2 separate regions of the Mus musculus genome follow, and region 2 is linked to region 1. A link is a loop called in an ENCODE intact Hi-C map of the cell type or tissue named here. Cell type or tissue: heart. All regions are shown on one strand. Each heading gives the region's core, and the rest is flanking DNA. Links, peaks and the distances in the headings are about the cores only.

What was found. Hi-C counts contacts between places; a loop is a spot of excess contacts. Peaks named below come from ENCODE experiments on the same cell type or tissue, not always from the same donor. Only the 100,000 strongest peaks of a DNase experiment are listed, where the experiment ranks them.
Region 2: it touches region 1 in a loop (4-fold over the local background); 15 of 42 quality-filtered maps call a loop at or near these places.

The regions. Positions count from the first base shown.
Region 1 is chr2:27,550,349-27,555,730 of GRCm38, reverse strand. No RefSeq gene overlaps it. Among named protein-coding and RNA genes, the nearest start is that of Gm13421, 13 kb to the right of the region's middle. In heart, for the core only: a CTCF peak has its summit at 2,925; DNase peaks (open chromatin) are centred at 1,130 and 2,940; H3K27me3 peaks cover 869 bases.
Region 2 is chr2:27,966,896-27,972,277 of GRCm38, reverse strand. Col5a1 (collagen, type V, alpha 1) reads right to left here. Exons shown (of 66, transcript NM_015734.2): 17 at 5,295-5,348; 18 at 4,086-4,139; 19 at 2,480-2,533; 20 at 787-831. Among named protein-coding and RNA genes, the nearest start is that of Gm13372, 63 kb to the left of the region's middle. In heart, for the core only: a CTCF peak has its summit at 2,881; no DNase peak of the experiment used is centred there.

The DNA.
Region 1 (5,382 bases), core at 78-5,077:
CATGCCTTGATATCGAACTCTGACCTCCAGAACAGGGAAATTTGTTTTGAGCCATCCAGTTTCAGTTCGTGGAATTTCAGTGATGCAGTATCAGGCTGCTCAGAAACCTTTATCTGCTCCAAGTAAAACAGGGGCCCAGCCTGGATGTGGTGTTCTGAACATGAGCCTGGGCCCTGAGCTGCAGATTTCGCTGTCTGGAGCTTGGGGCCCAGGGAAGCTTAGGTGGGCAGAACCAGGTCCATTTTGCCTTCACTTCAGGTTTCTGAGCACCCAAGTGTCCAGCTGTGGCCGGTGACAGCAGGTATCCTAGAACCCCACGCACATACAGTCAGTCTGGCTGACTCTTCCCCTGTGGCTCAGTGAGTGTGGTACTGGCAGAGGGCAGACAAAAAAGGCAGACCCCAGTTCAACAGAAAGAGCAAAGGCTACCAGGGACCATAGGACAAGGTCAGTGTCACCGAGTCAGGATTGGGGTACTCAGGAGGATCCCTCTTGGGGAGCTTCAACCGAGCACAGCATGTGCCTCTAGATCAGTGGTTCTCAACCTGCGGGGTGTGACCCCTCTGAGGGTCACCTAAGACCACCAGGAAACAGATATGTACATAATGATTCAGAACAGTAGCAAAATTACAGTTATGAAGTAGCGATGAAAATAATTTTATAGTTGGGGTCACCACAACAGAAGGAACTGCTGTAAAGGGCCACGACAGTAAAAGGTTGAGAACACTGCTCTAGGCGGATGATAGAAATTTGGTCCCTGCCCTGAATCTCAGCCTTCCACTTCTCCAGCACAGCTAGACCTCCAGAATGAGAAGAAAGTTGTCTCCTTGTCCATCCCCAGCCAATAGCCTCCGATTCCACAGAAACAACTGATGAAAGAGAAACAGAGCGAGTGCCCTCATCCAGGCTGCCTCGGGGTTCTGCAACAGCACAGGACACCAGGGGAGCCCAAGAAGGCTCTGGAACAACCTGAAAAGCAGATGACTTACTCTGAGTCATGCCTAGTCTCAAGGGCCTGGGGCTCTGTCCCTCCCTCCTTCAGGCCCTTAGGACTCTCCCAGGGAGCTGGTAGTAGGTTATTTATATATTGGAGGAAGAGCAGCCCCAGCTTGGACCATGCAGAACTTCCGGTCCTTCAGCCAAGGGGCCAGAGCAGGATGGAAGCACTCTAGAGGCGGCTGGGTCAGGCACGAAAGGTCTCTGGACCGACGCCGACCCTGGGAATACTGTGTCCCCTCATGTGCCTGCACGTCCGGGGGTCAGTGGTTGTTTTATTAATAGAGGGCCCCAAGGAGAAGGCTCACCCCGCTGGATGGTCATTCACCTCCCTATAGAAACAGAAGAGCATCCAGGGAAGGCTAAACTAGAAGCACAAGGGCATCCCCCAGAGGGACACAGCCTTAGTCACTCATAGGGGCATCTCCCAGAGAGAGCTTGGCCTCAGTCATCCTCTGCCATGAGAAATAAAAAGCTAATTTGCCAGATCTCTGGCTCCAGCAGGCAGCAGCTACTTTAAAATTGACACCAGTCTCATTGAGACACAGGAAAAGCAACACACAGTCTGAGCAGTAGCCTATCTGCAAGACACTGGAATAGTCAGAGGTGTCCACCTGAGCCAGTCATACACACCAAAAATTTCAGCCCAGCCCTGTGAGTCTTCAAAGCCACTGACTGGTTGGTTGTATCTTTCCAGGGCCATTCACAAAAACAAAACAAAACAAAACAAAACAAAACAAAACAAAACAAAACAAAACAAAACATGGTGCTGGAGAGATGGCTCAGTGGTTGAGTCCTGACTGTTCTTCCAAAGGTCCTGAGTTCAAATCCCAGCAACCACATGGTGGCTCACAGCCATCTGTAACAAGATCTGACACAAGATCTGACTCCCTCTTCTGGAGTGTCTGAAGACAGCTACAGTGTACTTACATATAATAAATCTATAAATCTTTTTAAAAAAAGATGATCAGGTTTACAAAAATACAAACTATGTCCTCAGAGAATCTGGTGAGTGAATTGGGCTTCATGGCTCACATTTCCTGGGTAGTATGAAAAAAATCCCCAGGGCATTTCCTAGTTGCTATATAACAAAGACCTGACAAGACCAACTTCAAGAAGGGATGGTGCTGGTGGGGCTCACAGTCATCAGAGCTAGGAGGGAAGGTCACATGGCATCCGTGCCGAGGATGCAGACAGAGCTCAGCCCACTTTCTCCTTATTTAGGCTAGCACCCCAGCCCGTGAGACGGTACTGACCAGTTTCAAGGTGGCTCCTCCTACCTGGACAAACACAATCTAGAAAACTCCTCGAGGACATGCCTAGACATTTGTCTCATAAGTGACACTGGATCCTATCAACTTGACAGTCAACATTAATCATCGCATGTGGAATTGCATGTATGCACAATACATATGCAATGGGAGGTGACTGGTCCACCACAGCACTTACTAGAGACCCAAAACATAACTATGTACCAAGCCACAAGCCCAGGGCATTCCCTAGCACCCCAGAGTCCTCTGGAGCTGTAGACCCCAGTTCAGTTTGTGCATGTCAGTCAAGGTACTAGAACAGGATCAAAACACTCCAAAACTGGCCGGCGACACCTCCCCACCATCCTGTGTGTGTGCATTCCAAGTTTTAGTTTCTCCATCTGGAATCAGGACAGGCATAGCTGGGTCTCCCAAGCTTGCTCCAAAGCCAAGTCTGAGGCCCACATTATGTATTTCTCTGATCAATTCCTTTGGAAAAAACAAACAAACAAACAAACTGAAGCCCAGTCTGGATGGGCAAATTGTCCAAGCCAAAGAGAAGTGGGAATGCAGCCCTGCCCAAGGCTTGGAGGTGGGGGAGCAAAAGTTCCTTTCCTCGGGACCCAAGACCAGTTTGGCTTTTCCAGAGCCTCCGCACCCTGAGTGGTGCAAGTCTGCCTCCACGTGGAGACTGATGGAATTTCCTCCAGATGAGCAGAAATTACATCTGAGACCTAGGAAAGTCAGCTCCCAAAAGCATGGGGGTAAGTGCTAGAAGAGGCTGAAACAGCTTTCTCGCCTGAATGATGCCTACCCCATCTAAACCTTGCATCCAACGCATCATTAGACATGAGGCATAACTGCAGAGAAATCAGACTGGATAGGTTGGATTTGTTGGTTAGCAATGCTAAGCAGATTCTAGACTCTGTTTTCTAGAGTTGCTAGAGAAGCTCAGCTTAGCTGGTTGGCTAAGCATGGGCCATAAGGTGACCGCCACAAAGTCAAAGCCTAGAACTGTTTGGGGGTCATAGAGGAAAGTGTCACTCCTCAGAGAGACTGGAATGTTCCACTAGATTATTCCAGCATGTCTGTTCATCTCTGTGGGGTGGTCCAGAGAAGACTGCTCTCAGCATGACTGTGAAAAGTTATTTTTCTAGGGGATTCCCAGCATCATGAGGAACACTGGTCTCTCCCTAGATGGCAAGAATTACAATATGGGCCAGAGAGATGGCTCAGCGGTTATGAGCACTGACTGCTCTTCTGAAGGTCTTGAGTTCAAACCCCAGCAACCACATGGTGGCTCACAACCATCCCTAATGAGATCTGACGCCCTTTTCTGGTGTGTCTGAAGACAGCTACAGTGTACTTACATAATAAATAAATCTTTTTTAAAAAATTACAATGTGAACCACAGCCATACTGGGCCCCATAGCTGCAATGAGGGTAACTGGATGGTCACACGGTCAATAACATAACATGGGACTGAGCGGCAGAAGAATCTCCGAGTTCCAGATGAGCCGGGTCCAGGATAGCTAGATACAAAGAAACCCTGTCTCAGAAAACAAAAACAAACAAACATGGGTTTGGAGACCATAAGGACAGCAGAATCAAAGAGTAAAATAAGCTGACTCTGGGAAATTTAGGGTGCTGAGTAGCTGACAGAGGTGTCCTCAGAGGGGACACAGACTGGTACTCTACATTGTTACTGATTTTATGAGTGAAGCTTTGAACTTAAGTGAGCAGAGTCTAACTTGAACTGGCAAAGCAGTCTTGTAGCTTCTCAACTGATTGACCCAATCTATAAACCCACAGGTCTTGCTTACACTGATGTCTTAAATCACTTTCACACTTTTTCCTTTTTTGAAACAGGGTTTCTCTGTGTAGCCCTGGTTGTCCTGGGACTTACTCTGTAAATCAGGCTGGTCTTGAACTCAGAGATCTGCTTGCCTCTGTCTCCCAAGGGCTAGGATCAAAGGTATGCGCCACCACCACTCACACCTTTTAAAATGCTATTTACTGGCTGGAGAGAATGCTCAGAGGCTAAGAGCACTGGTTGCTCTTCCAGAGGTCCTGAGTTCAAATCCCAGCAACCACATGGTGGCTCACAACCATCTGTATGGAATCCGATTCCCTCTTCTGGTGTGCATGAAAACAAAATACTCATATACATAAAACAAATTTTAAAATATTTAATATATATACATATATATGTATATATGTATGTGTGTGTATATATATGTGTATATGTGTGTATATATATATATATGTATATATATATATATATATATATATGTATATATATATATATATTTACAGCAAGCAGTTGAGACACACCACACACCTTTGATCCCAGCACTAGTGGGGCAGAAGCAGGTAGATCTCTGAGTTTGAGGCCAGCCTGGTCTACAGAGCTAGTTCCAGGACCACCAGGACTACACAGAGAAACCCTATCTATAAATAAATAAATAAATAAATAAATACCTAAATATTACATTTATTTAGGGGGGCATATGCTGTGACCCACATCCATGTGGAAGTCAGATGACAACCTGTGAGTTAGTTCTCTCTTTACAACATGCTCAGGCCACCAAGCTCTGAGGCGACCACCTTTACCCACTGAGCCACCTTGCTGGATGATGGTTTGAATGAAAATGTCCAAGGTTTACCGTAGATGAAGGGGAAGCAGGAACATCTGAGAGTCCAGAGTGGACTTCAGTTGTACTGTGAACCCCGAGGTTGTGCCTGTTTCTAGTTGTGGTGTGGCTCAGCCTTTAGCATACATCTCTAATTTCTCTAGCTAGAATACAGGACATGCCCTTATTATCACCTTTAATCCCAAACAATGAAGATAAAGTTAGTTTTAGAAGGAACCACCCATATTTGAAAGTGATGATAGGGCTGGAGAGTTGGCTCAGTGGTTAAGTACACTGACTGCTTTTCCAGAGATACTGAGTTCAATTCCCTGCTACCACATGTGGCTCACAACCATCTGTAATGGGATCCGATGCCCTCTTCTGGTGTGTCTGAAGACAGCAACAGTGTACTCACATACATAAAATAAATAAATATTTAAAAAGAAAGAAAGAGCCGGACAGTGGTGGAGCATGCCTTTAATCCCAGCACTTGGGAGGCAGAG
Region 2 (5,382 bases), core at 96-5,095, 420 kb before region 1:
CCTCCTCGGTGGTTAATCAGACGGCTAGGGTATAATTTCATCCCAAATGAACCTGAGCATGCCGACCCGGGCTCTGCCCTGCACGGCGTTTAAGGCGTAGCTCATCAATTAGCTTCACCAGATACAAACAGCCGCCTGACTTGGATAATAAAGGTAGGTTTCTGAACATCAGTAAATGCAGGGTAATTAATGTCCTTTTGCCCTTGTGGAAATATGCTTTAAGCCTAAATACAAGGTGGCTGGCAAAAGGCAGCTTTTCCTGCAGCGAGCTGAGCACCACCCTGTAGAGTGTAGTTGCCAGGCCTAAGACAAGCTTGGGCCTATTCAGTCCCCTCGACTGCCCGGCACCCACTATAGCTGCTGATGGAATGTCTGCTGCAGCACCTTGGACACCTACCACCATGCCCTCAATGCCTACCTTGTTACTGTTATGATTCCTGCAGAACACCCACTATACTGTGTCTTCCTGTCTACTCTGACACACTTGAGTGTCCACCATGGGCCCTCTGAATGTCCTCCATGCAGCACGTCGGCACCCAGCATAATTCCACTGGGGTTACGGTGCCCCTGGGCATTTGCTATAGCTCTCCAAGGCCCATCTTCCTCTTGTAGAAAGGGCCAGTATACACTCCCTAGAGGTGCCCAGCCCCTAGTGTCCTCCCTCTTTTCTTTCCTGGGCAAATGTCATGTGCCTCTTTCTCTAGACCAAGCTCTCTAACCTACTCCACACCCATCAGCTCATGACTGTGGAGCTGAGGCCCAGAGTCCCTCCCATCAGCAACTTACAGGCTCCCCGGGCAGTCCCCTGGGCCCAACTTCTCCATCGTCACCCTATGGAGAAAGAAAAAAAATGTTTAAGTACAAGCATTGAGGCCTGGGTACACACACACACACAATCTCTCTCTCTCTCTCTCTCTCTCTCTGTCTCTCTCTCTCTCTGTCTCTGTCTCTCTCTTTCTCTCTGTCTCTCTCTCTCTGTCTCTGTCTCTCTCTGTCTCTCTGTCTCTCTGTCTCTCTCTCTCTCTCTCTCTCTCACACACACATACACACACATACACACACACACCCGACAGCAGGACTCTGCCTGCTCCTCAGGCATACACTAATGTGTTAATGCTGGCTCCATTGGAGAGGGCCCTGTCCTCATTCTGGAGCTGCAAGGGTGCAGCTGCTGCAGGGAACCGTGAGGCTCTGAAGCAGGTCCTGCTTCTCAGCTACACTCACAACTGTAGCAAGGGCAGTTAGGCAGACACTGAGTTCAAGGCCTAGGCCACCCTCATGAGTAACAGAAACAGAAGAACAGGGTGTCAGAGGAGAGGCAGAGGAGCCCAGGCAGACTTCGGTGAGCTCAGGGTCTACCGGGATCCAAGCCATCCAGTGGCAAACTTTTCCTCCTGACTCCAGATGGGATGCTTGCTCTGGTTCACCAGGCCACACAGGGGCCACTAGCAGATGCTGCTTCCTACCACAGAACTCAGTTCTCCTGCCTTCCTCAAACACAGCCATGCATGCTCACATAGCACCTGCCAGCATATATGCTCATGTGTGCCTATGTTCAATAACTGCAGCCACACATATTACTTGCATATGCATGCATATACGCACACACATGCATATACATGCACACACCTAGGAGTGAGTACACTTATGCATATACAGTAGTGTACATGTATGCACATGCTGTGAATGCACATACGTCGACAAAGGCATATGTGCACACAAATGCATGCATATGAAACCCACCATGAACCAAGAGGGTGAGGCATCCAAAAGTACCCCTCTCCTTCCTCAGCTTGCAGCTGCTTAGGCCAAGGTCCAGAGAGGGGAACTTTCTGGACAAAGTTCAAAATCTAGAGATGATGGCACCTAGCTCCCACTTTCCTGGGGTTTGTGGGCTCCCAACAATAGTGCAAGGAGCCCATAAATCCTGCCATGCATTCTCTGCTGTGCACATCTGTGCTGTGGCCTATGAGCTCAGCCTCCAGCCGCTGAGGATACTGGGAATGGACACTGAGGAGTCCTCTGGGTACAAAAGCCCAGGCTAAGAAGCCCAACTGCAGCCCTTCCCTCCCCACTGTTCCTATATTCAGTTACTTCACCAATGACTTCCCCCATCCCTCCACCGCCTGCTCTCCCCGAGCCCTTGCTTCTCCATCTGACACCTCATTTAGATGAGATCAGCAGAGCCGCTGAGCTCATTAAGTCCCTGGCATCTCCCCTCCACAGGATCTGGGGCACCTGCCTCCTGTAGTTAGAGGTTTCCTTTCTGAGACCCATGACAGTTTGACCCTCATTGGCAAGAAGGGTAAAGTAAAGTGAATGCTTGTGCCTTGCTTCAATCTCAGAAGCACACAGCCACCTGCCTGGGCCAACATGCATGCTTCCTCCTCCCCCCCTTACCCCCCCCCCCCGCCCTACCGACCCTGCCTGGCCTGCACTCAGAGTTTCCCAGTGTAAAAGGATGCTGAGAGATACTTACCCTTTCTCCATCATCTCCTGGGATTCCGGGCGGGCCAGAAGGACCAGGGTCACCCTAGAAAAACCAACCAGGGTCAATGTTAACCACCACAGAGCAGGTCCTTCCCAACTGTCCCAACCCCTCCCCCCTTTTTTTTCTGTCCTCCTAATCCTAACCCTCAGTCTTGAAGCCTAGTTCCCCTGGGCGGAGGGCGTGTGCTGAGAGGTCAGTCTAGTGGCTGGCCAAGAGCCTTGCACTCGAGCCCCATCTGCATACCTTGCTGGTGGCAGAATCACCAGCCTGAGCACCTAGCAGGTTTAGCAGGAGCCACAGACAGGCAGGCACACTGTGCATTCAGTGTGAGGGAGGGCAGCACAAAAAGGACCACGCTGGACCAAGAATCCCTGAGGGTCATTCCCAGTGTCGCCTGTAGCTGGCGCTCAATGTATACTCTCATCAGCTGGTCAAAGGACTACGCACCTCTCCCAACTCCCCACAACTGGTGACTGTGAGCTTGTTTTCACGTAATTACGAAAGAGCAGAGAAGTAGCAGCTGTGGGTGAGACACTATTCAGAGTATACAGAGCACAGACATTTTTCACTGTAAGACACATATCTGCATATGTTTTTTAATTCATCAATAGCCCATGTTCCTATATGTGCATGTTTTTGTCCATGTGTATGCATGACTGTATTGTTGCATCCCTCTTTGTGTGTATTTTGTGCAGGTAATATATATGTATGCATGTATGCCCTGTATGTATGTGTGTGACTAGGTAAGTATGAATGTCTGTGCCTATGTGTATGTATTTGCATACAAGCGTGCTTACATACACGTATATGCGCATGGATATCTATGTGCCTATGTCTGTGTGTAACTGTATGTATATGTGCTTGTGAATGTGTGCATATGTATCTGAGTCCTAAGTGATTATGCTTGCTATGTATCCACACATGTCATCATGTTTGTATGAGTGTGTATATGTGTATGCCTGTGAATATGTATATGTGTGTGTGGCTATGAATGTATGTGTATATATGCATATGTGTATGGATGAATATGTGCTCTTGTGCCTTTGTGTGTATGCCTGTGAAGGTATATCTGTACAAACATGTAAATACACATACATGTGTGCCTGGATGCCCCAAAATGAGAAATTTGACCAATAAATCCACTTTAAGGTAAAGCAAGTAAGAAAGGAACCACTCCCAGCGAGCGGTGAGAAAGGCGGCCAAGCACCATAGTGGCCCAACCCCAGCCATCCTTAGCAGCAGGCTCTGAGACTGCCCTACCTTCCTGCGGCCACAGTCCTGACTCTAAGCTTGCATGCGATAGCTGTTCAGATTTCCCATGAATGTGAAGGCTCCATTAGGTAAAAAGTGGCTTCTAGAAGATTCTAAAACTAGTTCTAGCACATATTTTCCCTCACTTCTCTGTCCCCTGTGACACCCTGGAGTGAGGTGCTTGCCAGACATGCTCGTAAGTCTCATGTAGGAAATCCAACTTCTCTTGACTAGATTCTCCATTAAGAGAGACTCCACAGTACATACAGAGACACTGTGAAATGGAGGAACCTGAGGCTGTTGGAAAGAAAAGACCCCCACAAATCCCACAGCAAATACTCACTCTATGGCCTTTCTCTCCCGGCAACCCAGCCAGACCATCAAAGCCACGGTCACCCTGCAAGAACAAGAGAGATGAACCAAACAGCCCACACAGCAGGAACTAGGGGTACCCATAATTCAACACCCTGGACTCAGGGCCTTCTTATGGCCATGCACAGCCCTCCTGCCTCAGGACACTGTGGAGTCTGTATATGCCACCTCCTCTCCCCAAACAAAGCAGAGGCTGGAAAGAGAGGAACACTGTTGTCCCCAAGCCAAAGGCCAGGGCATCCTTGGGAATGTAGTCATGAAGTTATTCAGTGACCACTGCAAAGTCAGCATGGGCTCATTTGCTCCGAGTCTCTCCCTGCAGGAATATCCCCATGGTCCTGAGGGCTGTCACACACCAGTGATCACACTCACTGGTGGAGACCCCTGCATCTTTACCTGCAGGGACCCCTGGCTCCTGCATTCCAGCATAGAGCCCAGTACCAGCAGCCCATCATGTGGGTATTCAACCCAGGTAGGATGAAATCAGAGTAGGGTACTGGGGTATTTTTATGACTTTGCAGTTAAGAGATCGTAAACTACTTGACAGAACAGTGGGATTCTTCCATCATCCACAGCCTTCAGTGTTTATTAACTTGGAGGTCACAGGAAGTGAGACTATGGAACCAGGGGACCCAGCACAGATGTACTGAACAGTGACAGTTCCTGGTGACTCAGGAATATGAGAGAGTCCATACGGGGTCACAGGAAGAGGGATGAGCCCAGCATCCACAGTATCAGGGGGAAAAAACAGCTGCCACGTGTCTATATGAGTCCTGTGCCCCCTGCTCAAGCACAGACTGTGTCAACTCACCCCTACAGGCCTTGAGTCCTGACTTTCCAAGGCAGGGTAGGAAAATTCATGTCCCATAGACTTGAGATCACCTGGCCACCCAAGCACCAACGGTGTAGTCTGCTTACCTGCACACTCCCAAGGGGTTCTCCCTGATCCACCCCACCACACTCACTGGCCACATGAACAGGGCACCTGACCCTTTAAGGAGACTGAATCTCACCCATGCAAGTCACCTGTCAATCTGTCATCTCAACACACTAGGGGGGGGGGGGCTCATCAAAGTGAGTGCTTACGCTCCCTGCAGGCACACTCATCAAACATGATAGTTATGTCATCAACATGATGTCAGGGATGATGGTGACTGTATGAGTGTGGGTGACGGCCTACCTTGGGGCCTGTTTGTCCAGGCATGCCTCTGGCTCCATCACTTCCAGCACGGCCCTGGAACAGAGAAGACAAGATGTCCATAAGGAAG